2 separate regions of the Homo sapiens genome follow, and region 1 is linked to region 2. A link is a loop called in an ENCODE intact Hi-C map of the cell type or tissue named here. Cell type or tissue: heart right ventricle. All regions are shown on one strand. Each heading gives the region's core, and the rest is flanking DNA. Links, peaks and the distances in the headings are about the cores only.

Region 1 (15,519 bases), core at 4,462-12,461, 96 kb after region 2:
AAAGTAGCCTGTTTCTTTATTTAAAATGAGCCAATCCTAGTGGCCAGGAAGTTTTTAGGAACTTAATATTAGAGACAATGAAGCAGCTGAGATGAGCTGTCACTAATAAAGTCAACAGTTGCTGAGCTGGTAACAGGAGGAGGAATAAAAAGTGGGAGGTTTGGCCAGGTGTGATGGCTCACGCCTGTCATCCCAGCACTTTGGGAAGCTGAAGTGGGTGGATCACCTGAGGTCAGGAGTTTGAGACCAGCCTGGCCAAAATGGCAAAATCCCATCTCTACTAAAAATAAAAAAAACAGCGGGGTGCCTGTAATCCCAGCTACTCGGGAGGCTGAGGCAGGAGAATTGCTTGAACTGAGGAGGCAGAGGTTGCAGTGAGCCGAGAAGGCACCACTGCACTCCAGCCTGGGAGACAGAGTGAGACACTGTCTCACCAAAAGAAAACAAAACAAAACAAAACAAAAAACAAGAAACGGTTTGTTCAGAGGCTGGGGCAAAAGGGGGCGGGTCTCTGATAGTCATCCTTAAAATGCTTCTTATTCACAAGGCAACCCTAAAAGGTAGGTATGTCAAAGCTGCATGGTGGAGAATCACAGCTTCTTTCTTTCATTCAACTTTTTGTAAAAATAAGCTTTTCACCACTCACAGCATTTTTCATTAGCACTATGTGTTAGGTGCTCTAGTGACACAATGATCAGCAAGCTGGCAATCAGTCATTGAGGGAGGAGTAGGATGCTGATCACCCTTGATATCTGCTCAAATTCCTCAGCTCCCAGCATCCCCTAGGTGATAATTGATCACCCTGGCCTGCCTTCAGCAAGAATCTTGTTAAGTTGGTTTAATAAGAATCTTCTTATCCTTGACATCTCATCTTATTTTCCATCCTGTGCCTCCCTTTCCCCCAGCTTCTTGGCTATAAATCCTCAGTTGTCTACTATATTCAGATTTAGCCCAATTTTTCCCTTCTATTGTGGTAGTCTGGACACCTATTGCAATAGTACTATTTAAACAAGTGTCAGTAATTTTTTTAATATTTGGCAAGAATAGATACAGGAATGCTCTCTTCTTATAAAAATGCTGAATAAATAAAACGTCTTCCCAACATAACATATTGCTTAAACTAAGTTCTCTGTATCTATCTATCTATCTATCTATCTATCTATCTATCTATCTATCTATCTATCTATCATACCTATCTGTCATGTGTCTATCCACACATAAAATACTCAAAGTTTCTAAAGGAATCTCAAAAGGAATAATGTTAAATATTCTCCACTAACCATTACTGCCTTCAGGGTAATGATTATGAGTCATTAGCAAGCATGTAATATCTTCTTGTTTAAGCCTCTCCCTTCATACCCATTACTTTCCACCTAGGTATCCGTCTGTCTCTCCCACCTTTAGTCTAATGTCAAGGCATTGAAACAGGCCATATTTGAATAACTCTAGATATGTGCTCCCAACATGGGAAGCACTAGCCACATATGGGTACTTATGTTTAAATTAATTAAAATTAAGTAAAATTAAAAATTCCTCAGTCACAGTAGCCACATTTCTAGTACTTAATAGCCACATGTGGCTAGTGGCTACCATTTTAGACAGCACAAATACAGAGCACTTCCATTATTGCAGAAAGTTCTGTTAGATAGTGCTGCTCTAGAGAATTCACACTTGTTGGAACAAAAATTATAAGCAGTTCTTACAGCCACACTTTCAATAGCACAGGTAGTATGGAGAATATTACAGACTAACTTGTACTCATACTCATTTTTAAAGCTCTTTTAGTGTAGTACACTCTGTGACTCCTTTCTTGATTATCCCAGGACAAATTAATTTGTACTGGTTCCTGTGGCTTACAGATTTTTTGGTTTCCTTGATTTAACTCTGAAACCTAAGAAGCAAAGTTCCATTTTTAAGTCTTTAACAGATGGAGGGAGAGGTCTTGTTTCCATAGTATCAGCACAAAGCAATTGTTGAGTCTAGGAAAGCTGAGCTTTTGAACAAGGCTCTGTCATTTATTATCTGGTGCCATACGACATTGTAAAATTACCTCTTCATTTTACAGATACTGAAACTGAGGCTTGAGAGTCAAAATATATCTGCATCTTAGGATCATTGTGAACATTTTGTTTCTGTAAGTCCCTTATGACTTTGGTACATCATAAGTGCTTAAACATTGGATGTTATCTAGTCTAAGTCTTGTTTCTTTAATTGTAAAAGTTTTTATTGGGATATGCAAGCAGAAGATCAAGTTAATATTTTATGCAAAATATTTTATATAAAATACTTTTTAAAAATTTATTTTGGCACCGGCTAAGAATTTGTTAGTCATAAAAAAAGGAAGGTGTATTTTTTAGCTTAAAGAACGTAAGGTTTTGTTTTAAGACTTGTATCCAAGTTGAATGCAAATAATGATTCTTTATGGTCAGAAGGATTTGTGTCAAAGAATCAAGAATAGCTCAAAATTATTTTATCTTTCAAAAGGAGATAACAGTAATATTAACATATTAGACACAGACTCATTGAATAAAGTGTTAGCGATGCAATACTTGTTCCTTTCTTCAATTTTATCAGTTTGCAAAATTCATGAGGTTAATAAGTATTAAAAATCTCATTACTCTACCATATCAAATAGGGATGTAGCTCCAGGGTGTAATAAACTAGTTCTATTGTTGAAACTCCATCAAAAAGCAAGACTGCACTTACACAGCATTATAAACTCGCCCATATCTCTCTGCATTCAACTTAATGTAATGAAAAATATTACATATGGGGTTTCTGAAAGCTCACAATTCAAATCCTGAAACTCATTGACTTCGAGTATAAAGTTATAGCAAGTGGCTATTAGATTTTCAAAAGAGATTCACTGTCAGCAAAATGCTATTGGTTTAGCTATAGATATACTAGGAGGTTATGCCAATAGCCATATTTGCCTTTTTAAAAAAAAAAAATGTGTGACTATGCCAAAGCAATACTAGTTTCCAGTAATTTACATGGTGTAACAATTACCCCTCCTTCCTGCAGGGGATATAAAGCAATATTGATAGGGTATAATAGCTGTTCACCCGCTTTCAGAAAGAAGATTCCCTGGCATCTACCTATATTGATTCCACTAACTCCCCTTCCTGTAATTTTCTGCCTCAGACCCTCTCGGCTCACTCCAGGAACCCACATCACTCTTAGCTAGCTGTCAACCACACTACTGGCTGTCTCAAATGTCACTGTTTCAATAAATAAGATGAATTACGATTAGAGATTCGTTTTGGGGTTCTTAACTGGAAAAGAAAACTGGGGAAAATCCTACATATAAATTTGAGTCACCTTAATAGAATATGAAATATTTGTTCATCAGGTTTGAGTTAGAAAAGACAAGCATAGAGGATATATTGCTTCCCTACAAACGTCTTTTTGACTCCTAAGGAACTCCTAGTTTTTGGGGAGCAGGTAGGGGTTCATCTATGATTTTGGGGAGGTTAGGCTCTTACCCAGCTGATAAATTATGATTTATAGGGAAACACTGGTCTTTTCTTTCAGAAGGAGAAGCCATCCTCAGCAAAGCCTTAGGAGCAATAGGTCTTTTGCTCCTTCCCCATTCCTCTGTCTGGAACTCAAATGGGATGCTTGGAGACCAAACTGAAAAGCTTGTGGACAAAATCCAACATTTTAAAGATGGATGAGTAAAATTCCTGGGTCATAACATCAATGTTGACCTAAGCTCTAGAATTTTTATTGTGTGAGAAAAATAAAACTCTATTTTAAAATTCACCTCCACATTGGATTTTCTTGTAGCAGGAAGCATTTCTAGGGAATATAGTAGCTGACAGGCATTCGCAGTCTTAGGCCACAATTTATTCTCCATTACCAGCATGTGTTTTTAGAACTGGAATCCAGTGCTTTCTACCATGGCTGAATGTGAGCAGACAGCAACTGAACTTTGTCTAAACCTGCATCTATACTATTTTTATTTCTCAGGCTCTCAGAGGGTCTGCATTCATAAGATGTATATGAAGAAACTGATATATACTTCATTAAAAAGGAAAGGCTACTCCTTAAGGTGGCTTCACAGGCTTGTTGGGGCTCATAGGATAAGAAGAGATGATATACTCATGCTTACAGGTTGCACTAGTCTGTGCATTATTATACTATGTTGCTTACTTGAGAAGCTCAGGCATTTGTGTTCTTCCTGGTTCTCTACATTGCCCACTTTGTTCTTGTTTCATTCTGATTCATGTACCTTATATCTAGTCACCTTTCCTAAGTGTAACAGGTATGAATTTCACAGGCCACAACAAATTGAAAACATGCAGTCATATATGTGTGTGTGTGTGTGTGTGTGTGTTTAGAACTGAACTTACCTTATTGAGTCCCCATTAGGTATGAATATAAAATATTCTAAACACTTCAAATCATTGAATAAGTTGATCATTTCAGGCTTAAACCAGGATTAATCCAGGATTTTTATCTTCTTTCTACTCCTGCTCCCTGACGCTTCTTACACTGATGACCAGGGTACTAAGAAAACTTTTAAAACCTAGCAGTGCTTGGAGACATCAGATGAAGTTGTGCCTGGCTTGCTCTATAGTACTCCTCTGCCTCCTATATCTTTGTCCTGGACAAGTGCAATGCTGTCCTTACTGGTCTTTCAACACTGTTTTTACTGTGTTGTATACATTGGTTTACTATTCAAACACTACAGAAAGATAGAAAATTGAATTTCAAGACTTCCCCAGCTCCAGTCCTACTACCAAGAGGCAATAATGTAATACTGATTTTATGTTTGCATCATAACTTTAAAGCTGCTAAGTCAAGAAATAAAAGAGTATTTAGACAATGTATTGTCTCTGCTGGAAAAAATGAAGAATTTACTAAATTTACCCAACCTCTTACCTCTTCTACCAAATCTGTTAATTATAGTTACAGAAAAGATTGTAAATGTCAAAACTTGATTTAAAAATAAATTATAACTAAGTCTTCCATGCTTTGGTTTATAGATTCAACCCATAGATAATGAATGACATTTATCATATTATGCAAATGTTCTTTTAAAACCAATTAATATGAATGGATTCTTACAGAAGCAGACAATCTTAGATTATTGAAACATTGTTGCTTCAAAGGAGAATTTTCCAAGTGTTAAGGTCTAATATAGCCTATTAATTTTCTTCTGCCTAACTTTTCTGGGTACTCATAACGATCTTCTTCTTCTATGATGCTTTGTGCCTGGGGGTGGAATGTTTCCCCCTGTTGTTTAAATCCAGAGAATACTGCATGCCCCACCCCGTGCATTTTCCCCCTTATATCCCATTCATATTTTGAGGAAAGTACAATAACGGGGATTGTTCATAAAATATCTCATTGAGTGTGCCTGCTTCTTATTAGTACCTTAACTTTTAAATCTGTACACAGCCAGACTACATAGAGAGTAGAAGGATAATTACCATAAGGCTGGGAAGGGTAGCGGAGGGTGGGGTGGGGGGAAGGTAGGAATATAAATGGGCACAAAAAATAGAAAGAATGAATAAGAACTACTGTTTCATAGCACAATAGGGTGACTATAGTCAATAATAACTGAATTGAACATTTTAGAATAACTTAGAGTTTAATTGGATTGTTTGTAACTCAATAAATGTTTGAAGGGATATACACACATACACATACACACACACACACACACACACACAGCCAAACTGTCACTCACATGTGAAGGTATCATCAGTCCAAAAATTTCACTCAGAACTTCAGTGCACTGAATGGAAAGACAGCAACAAGACAAGACACAATGGACAAACATTGTTGCTAAAAATCTGACACCAAGTAGGATTATTACTTATAAAGAAATTTCTTCCTGAAAGTTGGTATAATTTAGATATCCAAATAAGATAAAGTTTTCGTTGTGTTTAGGTATAAGTCAAATTTTGTTCTTCCTACTCAGTACTTGGGGGATCCTTTCAATCAAAATGTCTGAAATTAAATTAATACAGCATTAATCTAAGTAATACATTTGTGGAGTTAAAAAGTCAAGTAGTGCTAAAAGATTCAAGAAAAAAAACAATGATCTTTTTCTCTACCTGGTCTCTCCCACTTTATTAGTGCACCCTAGAGGGAACCACTTCCAACTCTTGGCATTGCATCTGAAATTCACCTCCGTGTGGGTAAATAATATGTGTTTTATTTCTTGATTTATTAGTTAGGATATTACATCCTATTGTGGATGTTGATGAATTAGTCCAACTGCCTATCCCTGACATTAGTCTATACAATCTTGTAACTTTCTCAAGATCATTATCATACATTTTTTGTCAAATTCAGTTGGCATTTACAGTATGACTACAGAAATACTCCTCTCTGCTGAGCCAGGTAGTATACTATAATTACGATTCTCTTATTGTTCAATATTTAGTTTTCCATGTATCTATTTTCTAAAAAGTTCAAATGAGCTGTCAAATACCAACTGTTTTTTCTAAATCAAAAATTGAGATCTAGTGTGCTTTTTATTTCCTAGATAACTTCCCCCTTGCAGCCTTCTATTCTCTAGCACTGTCAGGATTGATTATTCTCTGGGCATGACTTATTACTCATCTGAGACTTCATTTCTCTGCTCTCCAATGTTCAAGCTCCTCTTTCCTGAATCAAAAGCTCCTCTTTTCATTCAGGAAAGCTCCTCTTTCCTGAATAACAACAATCTTACTGTTGTTATTGTCATCATTGTTTACAACCTTGGTTTGATGGAATGCATCCTTCATTAGTACCTGAGACAAAGTGCATGAAAGGTATATTTTAGTTCCAGGTCTGAAAATGTCTTTTTCAACCTGGATTCCTCTGCCTATGCAAACCACCAATCAAGTGTGAGGGTAGACCACCATTTTTTTGGGTCAGAATTTTGACGATATTTTGCTATTGCCTTCATATATCTAGTGTTGATGTTAAGAGTTCCAAAGACATTCTGATTCTCATTTCTTTTTTTTGTGACTTACTTCTCCCCTCTGGAAAATTTTAGGGTCTTATATAGTCTCTGTTGTTTAGTAACATAAATTTGAGTCTTTTGTAGTTTTAGGCTTTTACATGATTTTAAAGGGTAGCTGATTATGTTCGTTTTTCCTTACTAAGATTAAAGACTGACATCTTCAGAATAGAATATCAGTTTTAATGCACAAAAGAATGAACCTATGTATACAGTCAATACCACACTCATATTCAAACAAACATGTTGGTTCAACCCCATATTTACAAGTTTATCCCACAAGTTTATATGTACAAACTTGTGATGTCTTAAAGCACGAGTGTACAATGTATTCCATATGTAGTATTAAAATGAATGCACTGTTATTTTTCTGTAAAAATGGAAAAAAGGGTCTATCATACTCAATTCCAAACAACCAAAAAGGCAAGTGAAAACATTTTAATGTAATTAATAATGTCTATATAGGATATACAAATGTATATGTATAGGAGACTGCTTTATCATTGAATACTTATTATATTGTAAGCTTTATGAGGAAGGAGTTTGTTTCTAGCTAAATTTTAGAATGTTATATATATGATTTAACACATAAAATATATTTACATATAGATGCATGTAAATATGTGTATATATAAATATATAAATGTGTATATATTTATATTTACACACATGTATATATGTGTATATATGTGTATATAAATTACATATATACATATGTGTTATAAAGCAAATGTATATACTACATAGATACATATAATGTGTAATATATTTATATACATATGTGTGTAAATATAAACAAGTTATATATTTATATATAAACATACAACATATATAAAATATATGTAAATATATAAATTATTATATAACCATAAATATATATATATTTATTACTGCTGGGTTACTACTGCAAGAACATTTCCTGCTAATGGCATCCACCCAACTTTGAGAAGTACTCTCATTCCTTATACTTCTACAAGTACTTTTTTCCAACTTCTCACATTCTTGCGACTTACTCAGAATAGAGCGTAAGCTTACACATTCACTAACATCCTTATCTTTTTCTAATTCTTTTTAGGCATTATTTTCTTATAAATGATTTTTAATTCTATAAAATGAGAGGACACAGATTTATATCAGAAGAGATAAGGCCAAGGGAAATACTATGTTTTCAGAGGCATGATTAGCTCCTTTAATACTTTTGTTATTTGCTCAGAAAGTGACAGAAACATAATCCTGAATGGAATGTCTACTGCAGCTCTCATGAATGACTTGGTGGTGCATATAGTCTTCGGTATCTGGGGAATACAAGTACATAGAGGAAACATGACTAATTTAGTTTCCTGCCTCAGGAAAATCAAAGTTATGGGTAAACACTTGGCTCCTGTAGACAAAAGTTAGTAAAACAATGGCTTCTATTCTACAGATTTATTTGACTTAACAATTTTCTTGCCTGTAGAGTTAAGAATTGAGACAAAACCTTACCTAGTTGCCAAAGAAAATTCCCAGGGCATAATCTGATCTCAACATAAGGCTTTTGTCACAGGAAAAGAGACACAAAAAATGACAAATGCAGGTACAGTCTGGATGGAACACAGCATGCCTTTCTTGAAATGGAAAGGACATCTGCTTGTTGCCTATTTGTATATGCTTCCCATTCACTTTAATGCTTAGAGAATAAAACAGATTGGGGATCTTGGGAAACAGGGTTCAAACTATAAGAATCCCTACTGGCTGTCCTGTAGAGAGTTAATAGCTAATGTGGATAGAGGCAGTGACCAGCCTCCATTTCATCTTCCTATTGTCTGCTAGAGCAGCATGTAATCTATTTCAGGCATCTGCAACTGGAGGGAAAACATGCCAATTATTTTTATTGATCTAAAGCCTTCACAGGTGGGACACCTTGCCAGGGTGGCATATGGAAATTTAGATAAGGAAATGATTGCAGAGACACGAAAAGGGCTTTGCTATTCGGAAGGAATGTGTAGGCCTTAAAAAAAATGAACAGACACTTGGTATTCCAGAGCTTAAGAGCACCAAAGATGAATTATGCAGTCGCAGCAATGGAAATTGATTACTAAGCCTTCGATGAGTCACATGCCTTAGGAATTAAGTACCCCAATCTATTATTGTCAGTATCCTGATGGGTCAACCAGGCTGTGAATGGGAATTTGCATTAAATTGATTTGAGTGTTTTTTCTTGAACTAACATCACTCAATCAAGGGACACATTCAGACAGAGCTAGATAAGTCTGACTGAATTTGATTTGGAAAAGCAGAGTAGCAAGGAATTAGCAGGCAGAATTTAAAAATGCCATAAATCTGGCATTGCAAACTGGGCTGGGAAAAGCAGGTGACCAATCTCTGTGCCACAAACAGTGTATAAAATCAAAGCAAATTTGTTTCTCATCTCCGTAGCATGTTGACATAGTCATGGATTGCAAAAATCATCAGGTAACACAGAGGGCTGCTTCCATAAGATCTGATCCAGAAACAATGAAGTATTTGCCATCTATTCAGGGCCAAGAGTCTATATTTCTAGCATACATTTGCTGTGCAATGATCTTTTGACCCCAGGAAAGTCACTTACTTTACATGTAAAGAAGCTTTATGTGAAGAGGGTAAGTAAACTAGATGACCTCAGATCCACTCAGGTTTAACACTGTGTGATGATGTGGGTCCAAAAATATCAAGTGACAAATTTCACTTAGACATTTGATGTTCTTTGCAGTTTAGATGCCGGGATCCACAAGGAGCTTTAGTTGTAATGTGTACCCTGTCATGACACATAAGTGATGGTTTAGGGAGGGCATAAATCCCCAGGGGCTATGGTGGGTTGGGAAGTTTTGAGATGGATTTTGAAAGACACTGATTGAGGCATTGATGCTCAAAATGATTTGGATTCATTAACAAATTGTGAATAAAGTAAGTTCTTTTTTATGTACTATTAACCATTCACCTACATATGCTAATAAGGATTCAGTTATTTTCTTAGAATGGTAGGGAAAGGGCATTAAACACTTACAGGATAGTCATTTACAGTAAGAGTAAAATGTGAATTCTCAGAGAACCTACATCATCTTTACATTTTAGCTTGATCTAGAAAACACATGTAACTTTGACGTATTGTAGTGTTGTTCTTAGTTGGTTGAAGAATACTTAGAATGATCATAACTCACTAATGTTCACCTGTACTAACCACTAAGCTAAAAATTTGGTAACATGAGGTTACTGGTTTACTGATCAGGCAGGACTTGGGGGAGTAGTAGATGTCCTGTTATCAGTGTCTAGAGTCTCTTTCATTTCCATTCTGTCTGTTCCTAGGATTGTCATGGTAACATTGTCATGGAATCCTTACTGTTGATCACTGCCTGGCAGAAGTCTGACAAGTATTAGAATATAGGCTGTATTGCTCCATTCCCCTTTTATGGCTCCCTCTGCTATTGCAAAATATAGAAATCACTGACAATGAATGTGTCTTTAATCATGCTGTAACTTAGTATTCATAGAACATACATCTTTAGATGTTTAGGTTATATATTTGCTTGGTTTAAAATACAGGAAATGTTTCTTAAAGATCAATACCTTAAAAATTACTTTATCCCTTGAAATTTGCTCTTAAGCAGAAGTTGGTAAACTTTTGGAGACAAATCATTTGCACAAGAAATCTCATCTTCTGAATATGTTACCATTTGAAGCTATAGCACTCAATATTTTTTCCTCATGGCAAATTAGGGTTGTTCAGTCAAACTCCATTCAGGTTGAAGCACAGGTTCTATTGAATCCTTGTTTGAACTAGAAATCTAGCTATTAAAGTCCACAACAGTACACTAAAGATAAAATTACTGTGTTATAATACCCTAGTGAATGTATGGAGTGTATTGAAGCCCAAATGACAAAGTTAGATAGAAATCACGCAAAAGAAGTTGAGAATCCATTTTCAAGTATGTAAAAGTGTAGTCAGGAAGTGATTTTCAAATAGTATGAAATGTGTATATCATCCTTGTCTATTAAACCTATAGAAAGAGCCTGGGGAAATAAATGTAGAGATAACACTATTTGTATTACTTCCAGTACCAAGGGGAGATGATCTTAGACTCAATATTCAGTAGGTCTTCAGACATGTTTAGGATGCCCCAGGAATGTGCAGATCTGCGTTGGAAGGGTAGAAACGGGAATGAAAGCAAATGGTAAGGATCCATGGAACGAAATATGGGGTGGAGATAGCAGCGTTTCCACCAAACTTCTATCGAAATTGGTAGAAATTAGTCTGGAAAAGTATTTGATTAACATTTCCTCAGCCACTAGGGGGCCTCAGTTGAATGTGTGTTGTTTATCTCCTGGCCCTTCTTCCTCAAGCTGCGCTGCCTCCCCATTCTGATCCTAGAAAGATAAATTGCTGGTCAGTGTTTATACAGATGTCATGGTCCCAGTTGCCAGTTGCATCTATAGTGACCTTCAAAGAGAGGAGACAGAAATAAGCGAGAACGTAGGCTCACTTTTGTGGTTCACCCTACTTAAGAGGGACTGTATTTCTGAATAACAAAATCCTACAGGTGACCGGGCGCGGTGGCTCATGCCTATAATCCCAGCACTTTGGGAGGCTGAGGCGGCGGGGGGGTGGGGGAGAAATCACCTGAGGTCGGGGGTTCGAGACCAGCCTGACCAACATGGAGAAACCCTGTCTCTACTAAAAACACAAAAAATTAGCCGGGCGTGGTGGCGCATGCCTATAATCCCAGCTACTCGGGAGGCTGAGGCAGGAGAATCGCTCCCGGGAGGCGGAAGTTGCCTTGAGCCGACATTGAGCCATTGCACTCCAGCCTGGGCAACAACAGCGAAACTCCGTCTCAAAAATAAATAAAAAATCCTACTGGCTGCTTTTACGTATGAGGTGCGGTGTTGTGGAAAGTCATAATTTTTCAAATAAATCCATGTTTATACTTTAACCATTAAGTCATGGAAAATAATGATAGCCAGGAACCAATCTAAAATTCAGCAAAAAGAAGTCAATACAATATTATGTTCTAGGTTCTAGAATGTATGGAAACCATATCAAGCAACAATTTAAGTCTGGGGTAACTATTAAACTCTTCAGAGACTTTCCCCTGGAGTGACTGAGGCCATGATTACCATGCCCTTCTCTGGCTAGGGTTGTAGGAATTTTTCCATTTATAGTGATAATTGGGCAACTCAGTTCCAAGAAGTACCCAAGTCGGCCACCTGTGTAAAAGCAGTCCTAACTCCTCCTCATGATCAGGGTCAAGTTCCTCTACCAAGATTGTGACTTTTTTCTTACTTTCTAATTCCTGGATACAAGTAGGCCAAAGTGCCCTTGAGCCAACTATAGCTTACCATTCAATGAGATACTTGCTATGTTTTGCATGAAAGTGTTAGCACTTTGGGCATCAGAACCTTTCCCTGCAGCAACTTTGCACTGTCCCCTTCCTGAAGACGAAATATTGTGTTTGATTTACCCCTTTGGCTATTGGTGGGGCAGTTTTAGAAGCTTCCACGTAGCCTGTAGGATTAAAGATTTCACAGGGGAAAGCAGCAACCCTAATATAGAAGTTTCACCAATTGTCAAACATGCTAAGTTCAATTATGTATCCTGGAAGTATGGAGATGATCACCATATAGGTCTGCAGATCAAGCTGACCCATTGTAAAGTGGACATTAGCCATTTATTATCTGGCCCTTATGTGCTTCAACTCTAACAGAGGGCCATCATACTGCTTTGGGCTTCCAGGTTTCATTGTCAATTCATACCCATTTTCAAACAATCCTTAAAATGTTTGGGAATTCTCTTTTTCCTCAATGTTTAGTTTCCTTGAGTAAATGGCCAAAAGACCCTTTGGGGAAAATAATCAAATATTACCATGTATAGTACCTAAGACTTTGTAGGAATCTTCATAATACAGACTGGGTCTGAAAACTGGTTCACATCTAGAAATTGCATAATGAATTATGACTTTTTAATGGGGTGCCCTCCCTCAGACTCCTTGACATCCATCATTTATTTCCTTTGTTGGTACAAGTTGAGTAGTATCCTTGTTGGCTGCCCGCCTGTTTTGCTCCTAGGGTGGTTGCTATGTTCCATCAACCATCAACACAGTTTTTTGTGAGTTAGGTCCCTTTGATTGCCACTCCAGTCTTTCCACTCACCATGATAATTGTGGCCTTTTGGCTTGGCTTCTATGTTTTGGGGTCTTATCCCCTTTACCATAACTAAGCCAAGTTCCGTAACAACATTTCCAAACATCATGCCTGATGTATAGTGTAAAGCTGCTGTTTCACATCTTAATGAGGCTGGTGCCCTTCTCAATAGCATTTTTTTTTTCTGGTATTAGTAAATGGTGTCTGCCATGAGCTTTCTTCTGGAGTATATCACCTGGCAGGTCTTCAAGTGAATATAGTATAGCCATTCTACCATGCTGCCTTTCCTAAGTATTTTAATCCATTCTTCAACCATCTTCCATGTAAAAGCTAGGATTTTGCTTCTCCAGCATAGGCCATTTTTTCTCTGTATTTCTAGGAGTCATGGTAGTAACAAGTTCATACTATTTCCTGGAATTCTTGCTAAGATGTTAAACTGTGTATCTCTCCCATGTCAATATATTTCTTACCCAATTTTAACTCCCTGGAGATGGAGTGAAGAGTTTATTGACTTGGGGGTATTCTGGCCCCCTTAAACCAGCACTGTTATAATTCAGCCTCATGTGTATGCCCTTGATTTCTGCCCATGCATTCTGGCTATACTTTGCAGGTCCTTTGTGGCATAGTCTCTTTCTTCCCTCTTCAACCAAGTATATCCTTGGGCTATGCTGTCAGCTTTGACAACTGACTGCCATCTTGTTCTAGAGGCTGTCTTTGTGTTCCATCTACTGCCAGTGATGGGGTCCTCATTGTGAGCCAGGCAGCCAGCAGTGCTTTAGCTCCAAAGCCCCATCTTATCACCCACTCTCTGACTGTTCTCAATACCAACTCTCTTAGTTTTGGTTTTCTGAAAGGAAACACTGAGATGAAGTTTGGGGTATGTTATATTTATTAGGAATCAATACCTGTGAAAGAAAAGTGAAGGAGGCATGATTGGGCAGAGGAAGAAATAAAAATGAGAGGCAGGCCCAACAGAGCTTTAGCTAACCTTGCAGAGAGCTCTGGTGCAACGACTGCACATCAGAGTTGCATAAGTCAGGAAGGAATTGCCTCTTTTATATTTCTTTACTGAATTTCCAGGTGTGAGCTCTCTGGGGAAGAGAATGACCTTGGGCAAGGCAGCTCTTTGCGGGCAAGGCAGCTCTTTGCAGCCAAGGCAGACTTTGAAGGAGCTGACAGCCAAAGGCTGTTTGCATTATCTATTGTGATTGGTAGACATGGGAAAACTCCCTCCTTCTCCCTGCTTCAAGGAAGGACTTCCTGCCAGGTTGCAGTCAGGAAACTGTACTTTTTGTGCCAGCATTTACTTTTGAGAAGTTAATGGCAGGGGTCGCATGGTAAAGGGAAGTGTTGAAGAGGAAGGGATTTTCTTTCTAGATATGGTATGGTGGGGTACTATCTCTAATTTTAGTGAAATTAACTTTAGTTCTGGCTTGACTGCACCCTAGTTCTACAACTTTTTCCAAGACAATTTCTCTTTCTCCATTAATGGTCGAAGGAGTGAGTACAAAAATGCTGGTCGGATCAGCTCAGAAACCATCTTGCAAATGCTGTCAGGTTACTTCACATGAAGTGCTCTATGAGAAATGAAAACTGTCAGCCTGTGCTTGGGAATCCATACGTTTCATTGTCAATACTTTTTCAGCTCTGAAGTTTCATAGAAAGGAAAGAAGTTGCTTTCCATTCCTCTCTTATACTTTCTCAAATTCTGACACCTAGAACCCTATATGTAGTGGTTTTCTCTTGATGTTTTTGCAATTTGTCAGGGCCCGAAGCCAAGCAGCTTTCTTTGGTGACCATCAGTTCTAGAATTACAACTTTCTGGGGTATATAAATAAGTACTTGTAGCTTGGTGTGGGAAGTCTTGGTATTTTTACATGGAAACATATCTCATGGAAGCAAATCTTTGCATAAGCTTGTTGAAAATAGTTTAAACACATTTTCTCTATGGTTTTCCAGATGGTTTTCTTGGTCACAGTGATTTTTTGTTTTTTTTTTTTTTGCAGAGAAGAATCCTATATTTATGATTATCTATATAGTAAATCTATAAAAATATGGACTAAACAGTATACTTGGCTTTTGTAAAAATACATCAATGTTCTCATACTGTGTATCTTCTGGCACTTACTTCCTCCTGCCTACTTTCTCCCATTTAGTTTTTAAAGAGCTACCTTATCCATGTTTATATACCTATCATATGTATATTTGTGTGTATATAAATATGTATGTAAATATACACATAGGTGTGTCACACAAACATATCTACTGAGAAATTGATTATAGCCCAATTTATCAATTTTTTAAAATTGACATCCAGGTGGATTCCTATTTTTCACTATTGTACATTTTACTGTGATAAATGTCATATATATTCTTGTACAGACACCCATAAGATTCTCTGGAAA
Region 2 (15,519 bases), core at 2,808-10,807:
TGAACCATTCTGGAAGACAGTTTGGCGATTCCTGAAAGACCTAGAACCAGAAATACCATTTGACCCAGCAATCCCATTACTGGATACATACCCAAAGGAATAGAAATCATTTTATTATATAGATACATGCATGCGTATGTTCAGTGCAGCACTATTCGCAATAGCAAAGACATGGAATCAACCCAAATGCCCATTAATGTTAGCCTGGATAAAGAAAATGTGGTACATATATACTTTGGAATACTATGCAGCCATAAAAAGGAATGAAATCATGTCCTTCGCAGGGACATGGATGGAGCTGGAAACCATTATCCTCAGCAAACTAACGTAGGAACAAAAAATCAAACAGCATACATTCTCACTTATAAGTGGGGGTTAAACAACGAGAACACATGGACACAGGGAGGGGAACAACACACACTGGAGCCTGTCATACTGGGCAGCCAGGGGGAGGGAGAGCATCAGGAAAAATAGCTAATGCATGCTGGGCTTACTACCTAGGGTGATGGGTTGATAGGTGCAGGAAATCACCATGGCATATGTTCACGTATGTAACAAACCTATGCATCCTACACATTTACCCTGGAATTAAAAGTAGCCTGTAGTTTTCATCGGGGTCACCTTTTGTGGTTTTCAGTTCTACAGATTTTGCCAAATGCATGATGTCATGTATCCACCATCATGGTAACACATAACATATAAAATAGTCTCACTGCCCTAAAAATCATCTGTGCAAATCCCCTAATCATCTCTACTCCCTTGACCTCTCTCCAGCTCTGGCAACCACCACTCTTTTTACCTTTTTGCATTTTCCATAACATTTTATTGTTGGAATCACACAGTGTGTTGTCTTTTCAGATTGTCGTCTTTCATTTAGCCATGTACATTTTAACTTCCTACATGTCTTTTCATTTATTTTTAAATGAGCTATATGGCTAAACAATATTCCATTGCATTAACATACCAGTTTATCTATGGAAGGATAACTTGATTGCTTCCAAATTTTGGAAATTATCAGAAAAGTTGCTATAAACATTTGCATGCAGGTTTTTGTGTGGAGGTTTTCAACTCATTTGGGTAAATACTTAGGAACATGTTTGCTGAAAGATAAGAGTATGTTTAGTTTTGTAAGAAATGACAAACCATTTTTCACATTGGCTGTACTATTTTGCAGGTGCGTCAGCATTGAATAAGTTTCCGGCTGCTGTACATTGTTGCCAGCATTTGGTGTTGTCAGTATTTTGGATTTTGGTCATTCTAATAGTTGTGTAGTGGTATCTCATTGTTTTAATTTGCAATTCCCTAATTAAATATAATGTTGAACATTTAAAAACATGCTTTGTGCCATCTTTATATCTTTTTTGGTGAGATACGTATTCAGAGTTTTTGTCTACTTTTTAATAGGGTTGATTTCTTACTGAGTTTTAAAAGTCCTTTATATATTTTGGATATAAGTTCAATTTAAGATACATGTTTTGCAAAATTCTCTCCCAGTATGGTCTTGTCTTCTGATTCTCTTAACAGTATCTTACAGAAAACGGCAGACATTCATATTTTTAATAGTTTATTTCATGGATTGGTTTTTTGTATTGTATCTATAAACTCATTGCCAAGGAGAAGGTCATCTAGATTTTCTCTTGTTTTATCTTCTAGGAATTTTATGTTTTGTGTTTTGCATTTAGGTCTACCATCCATTTTGAGTTAATTTTTGTGAAAGGTATGAGGTTTGTATCTAGATTCACTTATTTATTTTATTTGTAAAAATTCCATTGTTCCAGCACCACTTGTTAAAAAGCATCTTTTCTCCTTTGGATTGCCTTTCCTTTTTTTCTCAAATATTAGTTGACCTCATTTGTGTGGGTCTATTCTTGGGCTCTGTGTTGTGTTCCATTGACTTGTCTGTTCTTTTACTAATACCACACTATCTTGATTCCTTTAGCTTGATAGTAAATCTTGCAGTCAGATAGTGTTAGTCATTTGATTTTGTTTGTCTTTATTATCAGCTATTTTGGATTTTTGCCTCTTTATATAAGCTTTAGAATCAGTTTGTCCATATCTACAAGGAAACTTGCTGGGATTTTGACTGGGTTTGTATTAAATCTGCAGATCAAGTTGGCAGGAATTGACATCTTAAGAATATTTAGCCTTTGTATCCATGAATATGGAATATCTTTTCATTTATTTCAGATGTTTGTTTTCTGTCATCAAAGTCTTTTAGCTTTTTTGGCTGGATGCAGTGGCTCACGCCTGTAATCCCAGCACTTTGGGAGGCAGCACTTTGAGCTGGGCAGATCACAAAGTCAGGAGATCGAAACCATCCTGGCTAACATGGTGAAACCCCGTCTCTACTAAAAAAAAAAAAACAAAAACAAAAACAAAAAATTAGCTAAGCATGGTGGCGGGCACCTGTAGTCCCAGCTACTTGGGAGGCTGAGGCAGGAGAATGGTGTGAACCCAGGAGGTGGAGCTTTCAGTGAGCTGAGATTGTGCCACTGCACTCCAGCCTGGGAGACAGAGCAAGGTTCTGTCTCAAAAAAAAAAAAAAAAAATTTTTTTTTGTTTTCCTCACATAGATCTCATATGTAATTTTTAGATTTATGTCTAAATATTGAATTTTTGTTCCAGTTTAAATGGCATTATGCTTTTAATTTCAAATTTGAATTGATCATTCAGTTGACTTTTACGTATTAAGCTTTGTATCCTTTAAGCTTGACATACTCATTTATTCTAGGGGCTGTTTTGTCAATGTTTTTTTGGAATTATTTACATAGACAATAAAATCACCTGTGAACAAATAGTTTTAGTTCTTCTTTCACAATGTGTATAGCTTTTATTTCCTTTTCTTGTCATATTGTCTTTGCCAGCACTTTTAGGAAAATATTGAATAAGAGTGGTGAGAATTCTTGGTTGACATTTCCTTTTTCTTTCAGCACTTTGAAAATATCATCTCACTGCTTCTGGTCTCCTTTTTTTTTTTTTTTTTTTTTTTCTGATAAGTCAGTTGACATTTTTTATTGAGTTTCCCTTGTATGTGAAAAGTTCTTTTTCATTCTCAAGATTTTCTTTTGGCATTTTAACATTTTTACTCTGATGCATCTATTTTATATTTGCATTTATGTAATTTGGATTTCACTGAGCATCTGGCATGTATAGATAAATGTGTTTAATCAAGTTTGGGAAATCTTAAGCTATTATTTCTTAAAATACTTTTCTGCACATTTCTGTCTGTCCTCTCCCCCTGGAGTTCCCACTACTTTCATGTGGGTATATTTAGAGGTGTCCCACATTTCTCTGAGGCTTTGTTCATTTTTTGCCTTTTTTTTCCTGTTCTTCAGAGTGCATAATCTTAATTCATCACTTAAAGTTCACTGATGTTTTTTCTGACATCTCAAGTATATAGTTAATTTCTATATACTTGAGGTTATTGTATTTAGGTTGTTGTATGTTTCAACTAAAACAATGTCCATTTGGTTCTTTTAAAATAATTTCTATCTCTTTTGATATCCTTTATGATGAGACATTATTGTATACTCCTTTACTTCTTGGAGCATTATATTCCTTAGTTTGTTGTTGTTGTTGTTGTTGTTTTGTTGTTTTGGGTTTTTTTTTTTTTTTTTGAGACATAGTCTCACTGTGTTGCCCAGGCTGGAGTGCAGTGGTGTGATCTCAGCTCACTGCAGCCTCCACCTCCCAGGTTCAAGTGATTATCCTGCTTCAGTCTCTCCATTAGCTGAGATTACAGGTGTGTACCACCATGCTCAGCTAATTTTTGTATTTTTAGTAGAGACGGGTTTCCGTATATTGGCCAGGCTGGTCTCAAAACTCCTGACCTTCGGTGATCCGCCCCTCTCGGCCTCCCAAAGTGCTGGGATTATGGGCCTGAGGCACTGCGCCCGGCCTTTAGTTCTTTGAATGTATTTATAATAGCTGCCTCTAAGTCTTTGTTTGCTAAATCTGGCATATGGGCTCTTTCAAAGGCTATTTCTGTTGCCCTTTTTTTCTTGTGTGGGTCACACTTTCTTCGTACTTTGTATTTCTCATAAATTCTGGTTGAAAGCTTGATATTTTGATTGAAAGCAACTCTGGATACTTATTTTCCTACTACTTCTCTGGGGCTAATTGTTATTTGCTTTTTTGCTTGTTAATTTCTTTAGTGACTTTGTCTGGATTATCTTAATGAAGTTTATTTCCTCCAAACTGTGTAGCCTCCAATGTTGCTTCTTAAAAGGTACAACCTTGGGAATGTGCATAGTTGCTCTGACCCCCTTACCTCCCACTCCAAGGATGACATAGGTTTTAGCCACTCTCTGAGTGTCTCTTTCTCTGATCTCCCTGTTAAGCTTTTATCTGGTTTGCCTCTATTGGTTTCACACCCAGTTGTTAGCGTCTAGTAGTTACTGATTGCTCTAATGTTTTCAAGAATATCCTAAAACATAAATTGTTCCACAGTCTGAGCCAATTCTTGGCCACTTTGCAGAGGTAGTCTTTGAGGCTTGTTTCCCCCTCAGGAGATCTCTTTTTAGCTGTATCTTTATCTGATTCTCTCTGCTAAATGATTTGGTCTATGATTTTGCTTGTTGCTATCACAGAGCTACCCACCAATTCACTAGTTGATTAATTGCTCATCACTTATTAATTGCTCATCATTTATTTTATTTTTTTTTTGAGATAGAGTTTTGCTATTGCCCAGGCTGGAGTGCAATGGCATGATCTCGGCTCACTGCAACCTCTGCCTCCCAGGTTCAGGTGATTCTCCTGCCTCAGCCTCCTGAGTAGCTGGGATTACAGGCAGGTACCACCATGCCTGGCTAGTTTTGTATTTTTAGTAGAGACAGGGTTTCATCATGTTGGTCAGGCTGGCCTTGAACTCGTGACCTCAGTTGATCCACCTGCCTCAGCCTCCCAAAGTGCTGGGATTACAGGTCTGAGCCACCATATCTGGTCCCAAATCTCCATTTTTTGACATTATCCTTTGCTTGAAATTCCCTGTTCTGTTCAAATTAAAACCAATTCCCTTAGGGAAAACTTTTGAGCTCTCTGTTGCTGTTGCCTGCTTCTCCCCCATGGTAGAAATTCTGTGTCATTACTTCTGGGGGCAGGGACTGTAGCCTGCTTCTCGAAGAGTGATAGCCCTCCTCTGCAAGCAGGTCGATGGTAAGAGCAGTAGCTCCTGGTCTTCCTGGTTTACCTCTTCCTGTATGAAAGGTCCACTGATGCAAGGCTAATCAGAGCTAGCATTCTCTTCCTGCCACACCCAGAGTAGACTTCTACCCTATAAGTGAAGGCTAGGTAGAAGAAGTCTGGGAGCTGGGGAAGGGAGAGGGATCTTTTTCTTGGCTGTGTACATCCAGAGTAGAGCTTTCATAGCACAGAGCTGAGGGCAGGGGGAAGGGTAAAGGAGCCTGTCATAATTGAAACGTGACAGACTGTCATCATTTTATAGAGATTTAATGGATTTTCTTGAATAAACATTCATACACTTGCTGTATTCTGGAAATTTTTAGAAATTTTAATTTTCTTAATAATTTTCATCATTAATAGTTTTTCTGAGAAAAGCTCTGCAGAGTTTCTCACACCACCATTGAAGAAATCTTGCCAAGTTCATTTCTGTTCCTGCTTCCATTTATTTTATAATCTCATGTCCCCCTAACCCCCTATAACAGTTTCCTGATTCTTTTCTTTTGAATCAGGAAAACAGAATGTGCCTATATTGGACTGACTTTCTGATTCAGGCACTTCTGGAATACTTGGAGAGCTGTGTGAGGGAAGGTCTTCCAGGACTGTACTTGCCAGAGGAAGTGAGGAAGGCCGCTAAGGAAGACTCACTGAAGGGAGGATTGAACAACTCCTCTTCAGTCATAGGGTAGGTGGAGGGTGTCTGTGACTTGGATTTGAGAGTGTGAAACAAAGTTGGGAGAAAGAAAATCTCTGTGGATACAAGAGGGTGGAAAGTATGTTTTGTAAGTTGGAAAAGACCATCCCTGTAAGCAATGGGCTTTCTAGGGGATCCAAAGGTAGTAGGCAGGGATGTGCTGCTTAGGAATGCCTGGGCACCATCTCTGTCTTCCCTCCTCCAGATGCAGGTATGGACATATTGACATATAGTTTAGTTTAAAAACTAGTAGATGTTGATGTCAGGAAGAACCTCCTGAAAGGGAAGCATCAAGATCTTTGGTCATTTGTGATTTCTTCTTTCACAGAATAAAATACCTGTGACTTAGCACACTAAGGCTGTAAGATATATTTCACACGCACAAGGCTGCTTTGCAGCTGCAAGCCAGTTGGTGTTGAATGTGGATGACTGTATGAAACCCACTGAACCTTTGAGATGGAGACTCTCACAGGGGAGCCTCCTAGTCAGAGTTACCACAATTTATGATGCCTGAGTTGAGCGAAAAGGGAAAACTGGTGCTTTATTAGGTTGTCTCTGTTTCGGTTATTGCCACATAGGGAAGTTAAGATGTGGAATTCATATTTACTTCTTGGCACAATGAAATTTAATTGTTCACCAGCATCAGACATTAACAGAAGTGGTTTTGGCATCTTGAGGACTTTAGCCCTGTTTCCCTGGTAGGAGGTCTGCCAATGACTGTTTTTTCTGACAAGCTCTGAGTGCAAAAGGAAGGCACCCATGTAGCTTTGCACAGGTCTTTCCAGCCAAATAATAGCAATGACTTATAATAACAACTTTTTGAAAGATTACTATATGCCAGTAAGCATTTTGCAGTATCACTGAGAAGCAGGTGTTTTTTTTATTAACCTCATTTTATAGATAAGAAAACTGAGATACAGAGAAGTTGAGAGACTTGCACATAGCTTGATCAGGTCTAGCAAGTGGAAAAGGAGGCAGTCTAACTCCCAAATCAGCACTTTGGCCCATTGTATTATACTTCCTTTGCAGAGATTTTCAGAAAGAAGTGTCAATGACCCTGGGAAGATCAGAGGATGATAAGTACCAGGGGAAACTGTTTTACTAGTTAGAGTGATCTCAGTTCTTTTTTTTATACCCTTGGCTAGGTTGTCCTTGGGAAATACTATTTATACTTGTTAGTATTTTTGCCTTTTTTTTAACTTTTAGTTTTTCATCATGTGGAACATAGCATTTATTAGATAAACATTTCACATTTTTGTTCCAAATTGCTATACTTGTCATGAGTATTAAAAACCATATTTTCTTTAATCACACTTTTATAGACCTTATCTAATATGAAAAGGAAGTTGACAGAAAAATTGGGTAATTTCTTTTGTTATGATTCTCATATACACACCAAGAGAAAAACATTATTCCTACTATATATGTTTATGCTCTTCATAACATTTCTACTATTTTACTTATCCACCTTTGAAATGAAGCAATTAAATTACATTTCCCTATGTTTTATTGTCAACAGATAATCTATAACCCACTATATGGTGTTATAATGACATTATTTGCCCTTTTTCTAAGCAAGGAAAGTTACCATTATTTACCACAGAGTAATCATATTTGGAGTGTTCCAGAAAGAACTCTGTTCTATACCATCTGCCCAAGTTACTTACTGACACTCTTTTAAACTGAGAACTCTCCAAATGTGTTGCCAGCTGATTTTTCTTTGCACTAGATCTATGCATCAAATACCAACTGGACACATCTGATAACACTGCCTGTGGCAGATGCTGCCATGCGTTGTCCACATTCCTGTTTTGGAATACAATACCCATGACTCCAGCTATGAGAGTATTGACAGCTGTCAGCCATCTTTAGGGATTGTGTTGGCTGAAGAGTTATCTCACTCAATGTCACGTCCCTTTTTTGGGTCAGCCTCCTTCCAATGAATGCTCAATATAGGGGTATAAGTGCCCCACAAAAGTGGGTACAACTCTGAGGGTAATTCCATTTTTGGTACTTGTCATAGGGCTGGCTGAGGCTTCCTTGAGATTGCATCGATGCCCACCTTCCTCCTCTGCTCAATTATGCTACTTTCTCTTCCCTTCACCGTGAGTTGATTCCAAGTGCACTCTCTAATAAGCCTTCCATATGCTAATCTCCACCCCAGAATCAACTTCCTGGGAAACTCAGCTTGCTATACAGACAGCTATCTCAAATATGATGTGCCTATAACTTAACATACATTCAGGGAACAGGATGAGGGCTTCTCCTCTGTTTCCTAAACTAGATCATGGTATCCAGTCTAACACTCAAGTTAGAGACCTGGGAGTTCCTTTGGACTCTTTTCTTCATCACTATTATTGTTTTGGTTGCCAGTTCTGTTGATTTTCTTAAATTCATTTCCAAACATTTCCTCCTCTTTCCATTCCCACTGCCACTGCTATGGCTGAAGTACTCACTATTTCTCATCTGACAAGAGCAGCGGTCTTATAACTTACTTATTTACAGATGTGTAGCAGATGCTGTCAGGGCCCTGCTATATCCCCTTAACACTTAAACTGTTTCTATACTTGCCAAGGGCTTGTTACAGCAAGCACCTGACACTCTCCCCCAGAGCTTTTTCCAGCCTCTGCAGACAGCTAAGTCTGTGCCATGGGCAGACGGAAAGGGCTGAGGGGTGGGGGCGGTGAGCACTCCCAGGAACAGCCCTCAGCCATTGATCAATAAGAGTTGTATTATGAGGGGAAGAGATTGAGACCATCCTGGCCAACATGGGGAAACCCCTTCTCTACTAAAAATACAAAAATTGGCTGTAGTCTCAGCTACTTGGGAGGCTGAGGCAGGAGAATCGCTTGACCCTGGGAGGCAGAGGTTGCAGTGAGTCGAGATTGTGCCACTGCACTCCAGCCTGGTGACAGAGTGAGACTCTCTCTCAAAAAAAAAAAAAAAAAAAGTTGTATTATGAACTGAACTTGGGTCCACTTGCTTGCCAAAAGCAGCAAAACCAAACACTGAAAATGATATTTGCAGTGAGAGAAATTGAGGCATTTATTGCCAGGTCACCAAGCAAGGAGAATCAGGTAGCTAATGTTTAAGACTTGAACTCCTGATAGCTTATGTGTATGGGTTTTTAAAGGTGGGGAGACAGGTTACAGACAAAGTCACATTGGTTTTGCCCAAAAAGGCAGGATACTTTGAAGCAGGATCTTATGGGTTGTAGGCAGATTCAGAGATTTTCAGATTTGCAATGGATTAAGGAAGCAAGGTGTTTTGTCTAAAATCGTGGGGTCAGCAGAAAGGAACGTCAAGGTTTTGTCTGTCAGTGTGACTCTCTAGGTCGCTTAGGAAGAAATTTAGAATACAGAACAGCAGTCAAGAGTTCAGTCCTCAGTTCTCCCTTATCTGAGGTCTACCCAGGTTTCTAAAAACAACTCCAGAACCACATGTTACAATGTCGTCTTTTAGTTTCTATTGGGATCCAAAACACCTTGTGACTCTGACTTGCTTAGAAGGCTATTGTTTAAGTTATTAATAATTTATTGCTTATTAGTTGCTCATTTATTCTAAAGGCTAGCTAGGGGCCTGGAATTTCCCTGGAAGACACTCAAGATTTTTCCTTTATTTCCATGTGTCGAAGGTGGGGTGGGTTACCTGCCTTGTCTCAGCTGGCTAATAAATACTCAGATGGGTTTTTTACCTGATCTCTCAGAAGTCACCTGTGGATTTGAACTTTAGTTGCCTACAATAATAACCTTCTCAATAATGTATCCTTTACTGACATGCCTTCCCAGTTTTACCTCTTAATTCCCCTATCAGTGCTTCCTGGTATCACTTCTTCTAGGAACTGGCTGTGAAAACAATATTGCCTTAGGCAAGGTTGCCCCAGAAAATGATCCTGAGACAAGGATTTCAGTGCGAAAAGAATTATCTGAATGAAACATATACATGTGATCATTTCATTGTCTTACTTAAAAATTTAGTCTGCTACAGGGTAAGGCCCAAAGTCTTCAACATGACATCTAAGGCCCTTTATAGCTTATGGCAGGATCTTTGCTGGTCTCTTGAGCTGGCAGATCAGGGTCATGGCCTTCTGAATAAACCACAGTCATCTCTCACTAAGAAGATAAGGTCTTAACCTGCCAGGACAAGCTGGTCCAGGCTAAATGTAGGGTACATCTTATAGCTCTGAGAATACTGCAAATAATTCTTCATTGAGCCAATTAATAAAGTAACCTTCTTTATTCTGTACATAAAAATGTGAGCTTCTCAATAACACGTTGATGAAAAATTTCCCACTCTTACCCTATTTTGATGAGAGTTGCATAAAAGTCTTATTAATTTTTCACGGTTAAGCATTTCTTGCATAATGGTTGATGAAATTTCAGAGCTCACAGGAGAACTACAATGGGAAAACAGGCAGTTTTTTCTTGTTTGTGCCTTTAACATAGCCTCTACATTTCAAATGGAAATGAAAGCCAAAGCTAAATTTATTAGATTAGTAAACAAGGCAAGGTAGTTCTATTCAATGAACATTTATGGAACACCTAGCATACAATGTAATAAGAGACATCCAAGAAAGCTATTAGGACCAGGTAGGATGAATTGAAATAGACTAAGTATGAGTACATGCAAAACAAACAATAATTATGAATTTCTCCCCAAAGCCTTATGCTGAACCATTATTTAATCCTGTGTACATTGTAAGTTTTCTCCAATTTACATGTAACAAACAACCTTAAATAACTTAGCCCACAGTCTCAAACTTAAATACCATTTCCCCAGGATGACCCTTTTTAATTTTTATTTGATACATACTATTTATACATATTTTTGGGGTACATGTGATACTTTGTTACATGCATAGAATGTGTAATGATCAAGTCTGGGTATTTGGGGTATCCATTACCTCAAGTATTTATCATTTCTATCTGGTGGGAACATTTCAAGTCCTGTCTGTTTTGAGATACACAATACTTTGTTGTTAACTACAGTCACCCTACTCTCCTGTCAAACATTAGCACTTATTCCTTCTATCTAACTGTGCGATTGTACCCATTAACCAACCTATCTTTATCCCCCATCCCTCTCCACACACAAACTTTCCAGCCTCTGGTATCTATCATTCTACTCTCTATCTCCATGAGATTAGCTTTTAAGGCTCTCATGTGAGTAAGAACATATGATATTTGTCTTTCTGTGCCTGGTTTGTTTCACTTAACATAATGATGTCTAGTTCCATCCATGCTGCTGCAAATTACATAATTTCATTTTTTATGGCCAAATAATATTTCATTGTACATATACCATATTTTCTTTATCCCTTTATCTGTTGATGGACACTTAGGTTGATTCCACATCTTGGTTATTGTGAATGGTGCTGCAATAAACATGGAAGTGCAGGTATTCATTTGTTATTCTATTTTTCTTTTCCTTTGGATAAATACCCAGTAGTGGGATTGCTGGATCACATGGTAATTCTAATTTTAGTATTTTGAAAAATCTCTATACTGTTTTCCATAGTGTCTCTACTAATTTATGTTCCCACCAAAAGTGTATAAAAGTTCCTTTTTCTCTGCATTCTTGATAGCATCTGTTTTTTTGTTTAATCTTTTTATTAATAGCCATTCTGACTGGTCCAACATATCCCATTGTGGTTTTAATTTGTATTTTCCTTATTACTGAATAAGTGAAAAAATGCTGGTGAGCATTTTTTATACACCTGTTGGCCATGTGTATGTCTTCTTTTGAGAAGTGTCTTTTCCTTTCCCCACATTTAATTTTTTTATTTGTGTTTTATTTAAGTTCCAGGATACAAGTGCAGAATGTGTAGGTTTGCTACATAGGTATACGTGTGCCATGGTGGTTTGCAGCACCTATCAACCCGTCATCTAGGTTTTAAGTTCTGCATGCATTAGTTATTTGACCTAATGCTCTCCCTCCCCTTGCCACCTAGTCCCCTGACTGGCCCTGGTGTATGTCATTCCCCTCCCAGTGTCTGATTGTTCTCATTGCTCAACTCCCACTTATGAGTGAAAACATGTGGTGCTTGGTTTTCTGTTCCTGTGTTCGTTTGCTGAAGATGATGGCATCCAGCTTTATCCATGTCCCTGTGAAGAACATCATCTCATTCCTTTTTATGGCTACATGGTATTCCATGGTGTATATGTACCACATTTTCTTCATTTGGTCTATCATTGATGGACATTTGGGTATGTTCATGTCTTTGCTATTGTAAATAGTCCTGCAATAAACATGTGTGTGCATCTGTCTTTATAGTAGAATGATTTGTGTTCCTTTGGGTATATACCCTGTAATGGGATTGCTAAGTCAAATGGTGTTTCTGGTTCTAGATCCTTGAGGAATTGCCACACTGTCTTCCACAATGGTTGAAATAATTCCCACCAACAGTGTAAAAGTATTCCTATTTCTTCACAGCCTCCCCAGCATCTATTGTTTCTTGACATTTTTGCCATTCTGTTTTTGCCCACTTCTTAATGAGATTTTGTTTTTTTGCCATTAAATTGAGTTTCTTTTATACTCTGAATATTAGTCCCATGTCAGATGAATAGTTTGTAAATACTTTCTTTCAGTATGTAGGTTGTCTCTTCGCTCTGTTGATTTTTTTTGGTGTGCAGAAGATTTTTAGTTCGATATAGTTTCATCTATTTTTTATTTAGTTGCCTGTGTTTTTGAGGTCTTCTTTAATGAAATCTTTTCCTAGACCAGTGTCCTGGAGTGTTTCCTCTGTAAACTTTTAGTAGTCTTCCAGTTTCATGTCTTACATTTAAGCCTTTAATCCATTCTGAGTTAATTTTTGTATATGGTGAGATATAGGAATCTTGTTTTATTTTGTGCATATGAATATCCAATTTTTCCAGCACCATTTATTGAAGAGGGTGTCCTTTCTGCAACGTATGTTCTTGGCACCTTTGTTGAAAATTGGTTGGCTATAAATATGTGGATTGGGGTTCTCTATTCTGTTCCATCTGTTTTTATACCAACCATGGTATTTTGGTTAGTATAGCCTTGTAATATATTTCAAAGTCAGGTAATATGCCTCCAGCTCAGTTATTTTTGTTCAGAATTGCTTTGGCTAGTTGAGTTCTTTTTTGGTTCCATATGAATTTTAGGATTGTTTTTTAATGTATCTATGAAAAATGACATTGGTATTTTGATAAGGATTGCATTGAATCTGTAGATGACTTTGAGCAGTATGACCATTTTGACAATATTCTTTTTTTTTTTTATTATACTTTAAGTTTTAGGGTACATGTGTACAATGTACAGGTTAGTTACATATATACACATGTGCCATGTTGGTGTGCTGCACCCATTAACTCATCATTTAACATTAGGTATATCTCCTAATGCTATCCCTCCCTCCTCCCCCCACCCCACAACAGGCCCCGGTGTGTGATGTTCCCCTTCCTGTGTCCATGTGTTCTCATTGCTCAATTCCCACCTATGAGTGAGAACACGCAGTGTTTGGTTTTTTGTCCTTGCGGTAGTTTGCTGAGAATGATGGTTTCCAGCTTCGTCCATATCCCCACAAAGGACATGAACTCATCATTATTTACAATAATCTTTTGATTCATGAGCATGGCGTATCTTTGCACTTGTGTCCTTATCCATTTCCTTCATCAGTGTTTTGTAGTTTAACTTGTAGTAGTTTTCCATCTTCTTGGTTAGATATACTCCTAGGTATTTTATTTGATAGCTATTATAAATGGAATTATTTTCTCAATTTTTTTCCCAGGCAGTTCATTTTTGGTATATATTAATATTACTGTTATTTGTTGATTTTTTTGTATTCTGTAAATTTACTGAAGCATTTTTCAAATCTAAGGTTTTTTAGTGTAGTCTTTAGGTTTTTCTGGATATAATATGTCATCTGCAAGAGGCACACTTTGACTTTTTCTTTTCCAGTTTGAATGCCTTTTAGTTTTTTCTCTTACCCAATTGCTCTGGCTAGGACTTTGAGTACTATGTTGAATGAGAGTAGTGAAAGTGGACATCCTTGTCTTGTTTCAGTTCTTAGAGAAAAGGCTTTCAGCTTTTCTCCACTCAGTGTGATGTTAGCTGTGAGTTTGTCTTATATGATCTTTATTATGTTGTGGTATGTTCCTTCTATTCCTAGTTTGCTGAGAGTTTTTATCAGGAAAGGATGTTAAATTTTATCAAATGCTTTTTTTGCTTCTATTGACATAATTATATGATTTTTGTCCTTCATTCTGTTGATGTGTCATGTTTGTTTATTTGCATCTCTTGAACCATCCTTGCATCCCTGGGGTGAATCTCACTTGCTCATGATATATCATCTTTTTGATGTGCTGTTTGATTTGGTTTTGCTAGTATTTTGTTGAGGATTTTTTATCTATGTTCATTAGGGGTATTGGCCTGTAGTTATCTTTTTTTGTTGCATCATTGTCTAGTTTTGGTATCAGAGTAATGCTGGGCTTGTAGAATGAGTCGAAGAGAATTCCCTTCTCTGATTTTTTTGGAAATAATTTGAGGATAGTTGATATTAGTTCTTCTTTGTGAGTTTGGTGGCGTTTGGCAGTGAAGCCTTGTGTTTCTGGACTTTTCTTTCTTGAGAAAGTTTTTATTACTGATTCAATCTTATTATTCATTATTGGACTGTTTAGGTTTTCTATTTTTTCCTGACTCGAACTTCAGGAATGTATCCATTTACTCTAGGTTTTCCAGCTCATTAGTGTATAGTTTTTCATAATAGTATTTGATAATCTTAATGACTTTCTAACCCCATAATTTGTTTTCCAGTGTATTAGTTTGTCTTGATAAACATTAAAATAATTTTTAATTGCTCATTTCTCTTTTCCAATTTTGATGCCTTTTAGTTTTCTCTCTTGCCTGACTGGACTGTAAGTTTTCTCATGGGACTGCAAGTCTCAGGAGGATGTGGACCATATCATTGTTGTTTACCATGTATTTTTAGTACCCAACAGTGTGCTTTGACACATGAGGGTTCTATACATATGTATTAAATAAATGGATAGTTCAACATGGGAGAATAAGGAATTAATCTCAGGTCTGACTTCCTATCCTCATTTTCTTTATGATACACTATACTTTCAGCAGATTAAGAAGCAAAGATACTATAATGCATATCTATAAAATTGGTGCTGAATTATAAGTTGATTGGCAGTATGTAATTGACAGCACACTGATAAAACCTATATGCTTTTGTGTAATTTTGTTTATAAATGTTTGTTCATGCTTCATGGACTATGGAGGCAGACAAGATTCTAAGCTAGGAATTTCCTCATGCAAAGATTTCAGGACATGGGCTTTTCAGTGATGAACTTTCACACACAAAGTACATTAAATCTGTGAACTACTTATCTAAAACCATTCACCCAACCTTTCATTTATTGATCCCTGGCTTAGCCCATGAGAAAATTTAATATTTTCCCATGACAATTGTTAGCATTGAGGCTTAATCTCATTTAGGCTTAATTCTCACTTTATGGCTATAAGATGGCTTTAACAATTCCAGATAGTGCAGGTAGACAACATTTGGCCAAATAAAACTTTTTTTTTTCCACAATAGATTCTTTGATTTTGAACTAGGAAGGAAAACTTTCCCGGAAGCCTCCTGTAAATTCTCAGGGAAATCTGGACTGGAGTGG

What was found. A loop is a pair of places that touch in the nucleus more often than their neighbours do. Peaks named below come from ENCODE experiments on the same cell type or tissue, not always from the same donor. Only the 100,000 strongest peaks of a DNase experiment are listed, where the experiment ranks them.
Region 1: it touches region 2 in a loop (17-fold over the local background); 3 of 110 quality-filtered maps call a loop at or near these places.

What each region holds. Positions count from the first base shown.
Region 1 is chr15:46,080,779-46,096,297 of GRCh38, forward strand. No RefSeq gene overlaps it. Among named protein-coding and RNA genes, the nearest start is that of SQOR, 450 kb to the left of the region's middle. RefSeq lists a silencer at 14,133-14,427. In heart right ventricle, for the core only: a CTCF peak has its summit at 11,262 (motif pointing right); no DNase peak of the experiment used is centred there; H3K27ac peaks cover 1,448 bases.
Region 2 is chr15:45,986,838-46,002,356 of GRCh38, forward strand. No RefSeq gene overlaps it. Among named protein-coding and RNA genes, the nearest start is that of SQOR, 360 kb to the left of the region's middle. In heart right ventricle, for the core only: no CTCF peak of the experiment used is centred there; no DNase peak of the experiment used is centred there; H3K27ac peaks cover 1,444 bases.